3 separate regions of the Homo sapiens genome follow, and all the other regions are linked to region 1. A link is a contact called in ENCODE Hi-C or POLR2A ChIA-PET data. All regions are on one chromosome and are shown on one strand. Each heading gives the region's core, a stretch centred on a gene start or an enhancer-like site at or near the end of the contact. The rest is flanking DNA. Distances are from core to core; before and after follow the strand shown. Region 1 holds the start of LHFPL3-AS2 (LHFPL3 antisense RNA 2). Region 2 overlaps SRPK2 (SRSF protein kinase 2). Region 3 overlaps KMT2E (lysine methyltransferase 2E (inactive)).

Region 1 (2,586 bases), core at 24-2,523:
TACATGTTCCTCTGAGCTTTCCCTCAATGTCTTCTTTTTCTAACTTCTTATGAAGATATTTAAACATGTGGTAGAATACATACCTATCCATGCACCCACCCTCACCTAAATTCAGGACTGGCTAATATTTGCCAAGTGTCATTTATTTACACATGCACATGTAGGAGACCAGAATATGCTTCCCGTAAATATGAAGGATTGTCGAGCTGAAGACAATTAAGAAGGAGATGGAGAAAGCTCTCTGCCCTCCCTCTATTTGCCTAAAAGCAGGACATAGATTTCCAGAGACAAAAGATATCCTGGCCTCCTCTTCTACCAGGGAGAACAAAGGTTAACTACTAAAGACAGCATTGGACCGTTTGGGCCTGGAGGTGATACTGGAGGAAATCTACACCAAGGAGCTCTCCTAACCAGCCTTTATCTGCCAATTATTTGCCTTCCCACAAGTTGCCACCCCTAGAGACTCAAAGACTATTTACTATGCTTTCGGCTTCCACCAACACATGGGACAGAGCTGTTTCAGGATGGGACCTGGGTTAGGTTAATTCTAGCTTTTTCTGGGCTGTTAGGCTGGAAGTGGCTTCTCAGCAGCAATACCAGCTGGTCGCGAAGGCTTTCTCCAGCAGGGCCCGCCCACAGCCCGCTCCTGCTCTACCTTAGCAGTAGGAAAGCTTTGGCATCCCCAGACGACAGGCTCACCAAGAACTCAAGTGCTCATTCAATAAAACACACACAGCTGAAGGGAAAGTCTGTAATTTGAGTATGTGTGTGGGCAGAACAGTTTCCCACCCCAGCACACTTGATTATTTGTGCTAATGGGGCGGGGGCTGGGGAGGGGGAGTCTGGGTCCCCAGTGTGACCCCCAGACTATTTACACATGGAGGAGCTTTATCTGGCTTTGGGAAGTGTGAGGTCGAGAGGTGATAACTTAGGGTTCCTCCCTGGGCATCAGGGAATCCCTGAAATTCTGTGCACACGTTTTTAGGAGTGGCGATGTATATCTTCCTAGGGAGAGAGGCCCTATTTACTGTCAGATTTTTGAAGGGAGACCCTGACCCCTAAGGTTAAAAATCATTACTCTGTGACTAATCCAGATAAAGTTCTATTGGTTTAGTATTAACTTTAGCTAATTTAAAATAAGTTTACCTTTCCTAAGAGATTTCCGTTCAATTGGCTGGGGATTTGGCTAGGTGGTGGGAAAATGTTAAGTAGAGTGAAAAATGTATCACTGATTAACCAGTGGAAATTTATTACAGCAGTTAAGAGCCCTGGGTCTGGAGCAAAACTGCTGAGGTTTGAGGCCCCGTTTTGCTGCTCACTAGCTACATGATCTTGGGCAAGTTATTTAAGCTCTCTGAGCTTCAGTTTCTTCCTCTGCAGAATGGGGATGAAAGTGGACTACTACCTCATGGCATGTTTTGAGGATGAAATGAGCTAATAAACACAGTCTTCAGCCCTACATTAGGTAAGCCATTCTTATTATTTGTTCTATTATCTATCTATCTATCTATCTATCTATCTATCTATCTATCTATCTATCTATCTATCTTGAGACAGAGTTTAGCTCTGTTGCCCAGGCTGGAGTACAGTGGTGCAATCTCGGCTCACTACAACCTCCGCCTCCTGGGTTCAAGTGATTCTCCTGCCTCAGCGTCCAGAGTAGCTGGGATTACAGGCGTGGGTTACCACGCCCAGCTAATTTTTCTATTTTTTTTTGTAGAGACAGGCACCCTTGATTATTTGGCCCAGCTGGTCTCGAACTCCTGCCTTCTCGAACTCCTGATCTGGCCACCTCTGCCTCCAAAAGTGCTGGGATTACAGGCGTGAGCCACTGCACCTGGCCTATTTCTTATTTAACAAGGTGGAATTGTTATTGGTGGCAGCGCCTTTGTGGCAGGAAGATGTTAAGGCTATGTCCCCTACATCAGAGTAGGCTGGGTTCTCCCATCTCTCTGGGATTCCTCTCTCCTCCCAGACCATCTAAAGCCAGCTTGGTCTTCAGGCTGATTCAAGAAGTACTTTCTCAGTATCTCCCAGCACATTCCACACTCCAACCCAGTTTATCCCTCTCTTCTCAATAGCCTATAACCCCCACGTAAACAAATACCCACACGTATTATGTATATTAGAAATGGGCTGGGCACGGTGGCTCACGCCTGTAATCCCAGCACTTTGGGAGGCCGAGGTGAGGGGATCACGAGGTCAGGAGTTTCAGACCAGCCTGGCCAACATGGTGAAACCCTGTCTCTACTAAAAATACAAAAATTAGCTGGGCATGATGGCCTGTAATCCCAGCTACTCGGGAGGCTGAGGCTGGATAATTGCTTGAACCCGGGAGTCAGAGGTTGCAGTGAGCCGAGATCAAGCCATTGCACTCCAGCTCTAGGTGACAGGGCAAGACTCCATCTCAGAAAAAAAAAAAGAAAAAGAAATGGAGTACTTTTCCTATATCAGGCACTCTGTGTGTGTGTGCATACTTCTATATATAAAACTTCATTTGGTCCTTACAGCAACTCTGTGAGGCATACCTCATACCTTATTAGCCCAATTTTACAGATGGGGAAATTGAGGCACAGATAGGTAAGT
Region 2 (2,586 bases), core at 54-2,553, 190 kb before region 1:
CTTCTCTTTTCATGGAAGATTGTACTTAAAAGATGCCTTGTTGATGGATCTTAGTTTAACACCTGGCGCCTCAGAAATAGGTTCCTTTACTATTCTCAGCACACAGTGCTTCTCTGTAGTTACCTATATTTGCAAACCTGGAGAGTATTTTTTCTGAGATAGAATAGATTCATGTCATAAAAGTTCGCTCCCTTTCCCAGAGAACTTGGTTTAGTCACATGTGAGCTTTCTTAGTTTGCTTTAACTGTTGCTGTGGTGAGATCAACAGTCTAAATCAATATAGTCATATTACAGAAAATGTGGAAATTGAAATAACCTACTAACAAAAGCTGATGTTTTGATTCAGTTGATTTCCATCTTAATGAGCATTTTAATAATCTTGTGATTATCTGTAGGACATAGTTTGACTGTTCTTTTACTGCCTAATGTTGTACCATGATCTTCTCCCATGTTGTTAAGTAATATTAAATACTATTAAGTGAATCTACCTTGGTTTTCTTTTAACCACCATTTTACTATTACTGGCTCTTCGTAATTTTGCGAGTACATATAATTTTGTGCCAGCATATATTAGGCATGAATTTGGGGTGGTGCAACCAGGGTTTATCTCCTTGGGCTGGATTCCTAGAGCCGGAATTTCAGGCTTAGAGGGATAAACCTGCAGTCTCTGTTCAGACTTTGTTTTTATGGAGACTGTGTTTCCTTCAACAGGAGATCCTTTCCCGCCTCTAATATTACAGGTTCATTTCTTCATCAACACAGACCTGATGTCTAGTCTGGATGCGATGCTTTACTCTAGCTCCAGTCCTCATATTGGAAACAGAAGCTTATTTTACATCTCAGCCCCTTTAGCAAGCAGCCCTCTTAAAAGATTCTTTATACGGAACCCTGTGCACAGCATGATTGCAACTTTGTAGACATACTAGTGTGTAAGAACACTCTTCACAATAGACACAAAAGAAGAGCAGTTGTGGGTAGGATTGTAGGCTACTTCCCCTTTTGTTCTTATACTTTTCTGTAATGCTCTTTCCTTTTCATTGTGTTTTTAAACGGGAGGGCTTTTCCAAGTTGACTCGAATAAATGGGTGAAACAGAACAAGCCTCCTGAGAACACCTTTGTGAGCAGAGCACTGATTATCTATTGATGCATCTCATGAAAAAAATGTACCTTGTTTAAATTAAAGCAGTTGAAAGGGGAGAGAAGTCAGTCCTTGCATGAAGTGTGCCCTGCAGGTGCTTGAATGCCTCTCTCCCCCCACCGAGACCTGGCTGCTCTGAGGTGTGGGCACAGGGGGGTGTTTCCTCTGCAGAAGCTGCTCAGGATGCACTGAGGGGCACCTAAGGAGGTCTGTGGGCAGGGGTGGGATGTCCTATGAAAACTTCAAACAGGCAGAGAAAACGAGTTATTCACAGTGAAATTATCTGGAGCTTTTGACAGTTTATTGCCTTTTTGAAAAGGTTATGGGGAGACAGGGTTTCGCTTGCTCTGTCCCAGGATGGAGTGCAGTGGCATGACCTTGACTCACTGCAGCCTTGACCTCCTGGACTCAAGCAATGCTCCTGCCTCAGCCTCCTGAGTAGCTGGGATGTACCACCGTGCCCAGCTACTTTTTTTCTTTTTAAGTAGAGACAGGGTCTGGTCTATGTTACCCAGGCTGGTCTGAAACTCATGGGCTCAAGGGATCCTCCTGCCTCAGCCTCCCAAACGGCTAGGATTGCAGGAGTGAGCCACTGCCCTCAGCCCTTTATTGCAGTTTTGACTTAAAAATAACCTTTTTTTTCTCTTATGAAATGACCATTACAGCTCGTAGGCCATTTACTAGCTTGTTAGTCATTCTGTTATGTCAACCAAAGCTGCCTGTAACCGACACTTTTCATACTGCAGCTAGCACAGTTTGTGAAGTATAACTTCAAGGTTTACAAATTAATGTCCTAGGATCTTAGATCTTACAACAAATGCGTAGACATGAATGGTGTTTGATTTGGGTTGGCCTCAAGTTTGCAAATTTTACGGAAGATCCCAGGTTGAAATGAGAGTGGCTTGCTTCAACCTTTGGAAAAGAAAACACTCTGGGCAAACTGAGCCCACTCCACTTACTTAAAGAAGCTTAGAACTAATGTGAATGAACTATTAATTAACCTCTATTTAGATCCACCAGGCTTACTTGAAATATGCCTTGGTCATATGTACATGTAATGATTATTGCTTAGTGGGGAAAAGCTGGTGTTCTTTGTTGTTGCTGTACAAGTGTTGAGCAGGTGGTTGTCCGCTTCACTGAAAAGAACCTGACTGGACCAACAATGGGGAATGCAGATTTGGAGCTTTCTTGACATTGGCCTGTTTTTTCCCCTGTAGGAGAACTGCGACACATCACCAAGCTGAAGCCCTGGAGCCTCTTTGATGTACTTGTGGAAAAGTATGGCTGGCCCCATGAAGATGCTGCACAGTTTACAGATTTCCTGATCCCGATGTTAGAAATGGTTCCAGAAAAACGAGCCTCAGCTGGCGAATGCCTTCGGCATCCTTGGTTGAATTCTTAGCAAATTCTACCAATATTGCATTCTGAGCTAGCAAATGTTCCCAGT
Region 3 (2,586 bases), core at 49-2,548, 170 kb before region 1:
AATTTCTTAAAGGTCATACATCATTCAGCTTTTCTAGTCACCATTACATACAGTACATTCTTTGACACAGCCATGTATATGGTACCTATTTAAAGACAAAATTTGCCTCCCATTTTATAGCTCTAACTGAAAAATAAGTTTTATTCTTTGAGGTAGTTAGAGCTGACTCTGGAGATAGAGAAATTAGGATTCCTAATTAACCCCTGCAGACTTTCCATAGCCCCTAACACCTGTGCTATATAATCTAAACTCGATAGATTTCCCATGAAATCTATACATTGTTTTTATGACATATGTCTTAGTTTATGGTTTTCCAAGAGTAAATACCAAGCATTGTAATTTCCTATAAGCAGTCTGCTTAATAATATCCCCATCACAAAGCAAGACTCCCATCTCCACAAAAAAATTTAGGCTGGGCGCAGTGGTTTATTATGCCTGTAATCCCAGCACTTTGGGAGGCCGAGGAGGGTGGATCATGAGGTCAAGAGATCAAGACCATCCTGGCCAACATGGTGAAACCCTGTCTTTACTAAAAAAACAAAAATTAGCCAGGTGTGGCACGCGCCTGTAGTCCCAGCTACTCAGGAGGTTGAGGCAGGAGAATCACTTAAACCAGGGAGGTGGAGGTTGCAGTAAGCTGAGATTGCGCCACTGCACTCCAGCCAGGTGACAAAGCAAGACTCTGTCTCAGGAAACAAACAAAAAAATTAGTGGAACATGGTAGCATGCACCTGTAGTTCTGGCTACTCCAGACACTGAGGCAGGAGGATTGCTTGAGTCCAGGAGTTGGAGGCTGCAGTAAGCTATTGGTCATACCACTGCACTCCAGTTTGGGCAACAGAGCGAGGCCCTGTCTTTATCTAAAAAAAAAAAAAAAAATAGGAAAAGGAAAGCCAGAGCCCACCTACAAAATCACCCTATTCTTCTTTGGTCTTGAAATAGAGAAATTAAATGATTCCTTGCTCAAAAAAACTTGTTACCCTTTTATATAACAAAGATAAACTTATAAATCTAAAAAGATGGGTAAGATTATTTGTTACTAATAAAAATCATTCCAAAATAACACGTATGGCTTGTGTGGTGTCTCCATTTCCTCTATCATGTGATGATGGAATTTATACTCATGGCACTCTTTATTATTTTGATACTCGTTTGTTATTTCCTCTACCCCATTCTCTACGAAAGCTTTTCCAGAGCAGTGACCTTTCCTTCTTTGCTCATCCGATATCTCAAATGGCAAGCACTCACATTGTTTTTAAATGAGTAAGAACCATGTGTACATTATGTCAAGCACGTATCACGTTACTTAAAGACATGTAACTAACTGGAAGCATTTCAACAATTTTGGAAATCTTGAATTTATTAGAAGGCAGTTAAAGCTGATTAACCTCATTTTGTTTGAACTGAGTACCTAATAAAAATAGGTGGCTGGGCACAGTGGCTCACGCGTGTAATCCCAGCACTTTGGGAGGCAGAGGTGGGTGGATCATCACAAGGTCAGGAGTTCAAGACCAGCCTGGCCAACATGGTGAAACCCCATCTCTACTAAAGATACAAAAAATTAGCCAGGCGTGGTGGTGGGCACCTGTAATCCCAGCTACTTGGGAGGCTGAGGCAGGAGAATCACTTGAACCCGGGAGGCAGAGGTTGCGGTGAGCCAAGATTGTGCCACTGCACTCCAGGCCTGGCAACGGAGTGTGACTCCGTCTCAAAAAAAATGAAAAAAATAATAAACAGGTTCCCTTTCACTAACACCACAATGTCATTAATTACTTATCTTTAGAAATAAAATTCCCAGTCTCTACAATTAGAGAAAACAGGACCTTACAAAAAAAATCAGCATCAACGGAGGACAGAACAGGGAGTTGGATAACATCTCAAATCCTGTCACCAGATGACTTTTCTGGCAACAAACTTATCCTATTTTATTATTAAAGCATTGCATATTCTAAAGTGATTTTCTAAATGAAGTCAGTCAAGTTTTCCTAGAGACATTTAGTAACAGCATGGATTCTGCAGTGTTTTCCCACAGAGTCTGTTCCACTGAATAACACTCTGTGGGGGTCAAAGGTGTTATCCACAAGAAACTGCAAGGGTATACAAGTTTAGGAAAATCTGACAATTGTGTCAAGTTTTTAAACACATGTACACTGGTAATCTGAAAAGGAAGAATATAGTATAGTGCTCATCACAGTAAACTGGTCACGGCTCTTTTTCACAAAGCATCTCAAATTATACTTGCGTGGAATACTTGATGTGAAGGATGAAAGCCGAGAAAATTGTGGGGAATCCTGCACAATTCAGGGCAAGGCCTCCAGATCATCCATTACCTGAACTACAGGGAAGCTTCATTCAGTTCACATTCATGGGCCTGTATCTGTCTGTCTATCTTTCCTCAAGTGGTTGTTATAAACATTCAGTTAGCTCATTTATTGATGGTCTACTTTTTTGCCCACCATTTTTTATTCCCCTAGGAGCTAGGGCTACAACAATGAATAAAACTGAAAGTTTTTTCCCTCATGAAGTTTATGTTGTGGTGGTATAAAAATTCCAGACTAGACTATAATACCTGCTTGACAAGTCCAG

What was found. A loop is a pair of places that touch in the nucleus more often than their neighbours do. ChIA-PET counts read pairs that join two places held with the same protein, here RNA polymerase II (POLR2A). Pooled maps may share reads with other maps.
Region 2: a loop to region 1 is called in a map of OCI-LY7, with 3 times the contacts of the local background. The contact joins the enhancer-like site here to the promoter of LHFPL3-AS2 in region 1. A Hi-C loop is called at or near these places in 6 of 168 maps with a recorded cell type or tissue (A673, GM12878, IMR-90 and 3 more), 25 of 37 single-sample maps with no recorded cell type and 12 of 50 pooled maps. POLR2A ChIA-PET finds 5 or more read pairs at or near these places in 3 of 52 experiments (OCI-LY7, WTC11 and activated T-cell).
Region 3: a loop to region 1 is called in a map of endothelial cell of umbilical vein, with 5 times the contacts of the local background. The contact joins the enhancer-like site here to the promoter of LHFPL3-AS2 in region 1. A Hi-C loop is called at or near these places in 11 of 168 maps with a recorded cell type or tissue (A673, Caco-2, GM12878 and 8 more), 33 of 37 single-sample maps with no recorded cell type and 20 of 50 pooled maps. POLR2A ChIA-PET finds 5 or more read pairs at or near these places in 3 of 52 experiments (B cell, CD8-positive, alpha-beta memory T cell and activated T-cell).

The regions. Positions count from the first base shown.
Region 1 is chr7:104,925,332-104,927,917 of GRCh38, reverse strand. LHFPL3-AS2 (LHFPL3 antisense RNA 2) reads left to right here and starts at 1,273. Exons shown (of 4, transcript NR_027374.1): 1 at 1,273-1,465.
Region 2 is chr7:105,117,793-105,120,378 of GRCh38, reverse strand. It overlaps SRPK2 (SRSF protein kinase 2), which reads left to right. Exons shown (of 16, transcript NM_182692.3): 16 at 2,357-2,586. The coding sequence ends at 2,541. Among named protein-coding and RNA genes, the nearest start is that of KMT2E, 100 kb to the right of the region's middle. RefSeq lists a silencer at 1,229-1,278. Within about 2 kb of position 1,303, at least 2 of the 41 ENCODE cell types and tissues checked have a DNase peak (open chromatin) inside an H3K27ac peak, as active enhancers do; they include OCI-LY7, where a contact is called at or near this core.
Region 3 is chr7:105,096,528-105,099,113 of GRCh38, reverse strand. All of the region lies in intron 15 of KMT2E (lysine methyltransferase 2E (inactive)), which reads right to left. Among named protein-coding and RNA genes, the nearest start is that of KMT2E, 84 kb to the right of the region's middle. Within about 2 kb of position 1,298, at least 2 of the 41 ENCODE cell types and tissues checked have a DNase peak (open chromatin) inside an H3K27ac peak, as active enhancers do; they include PC-3 and endothelial cell of umbilical vein, where a contact is called at or near this core.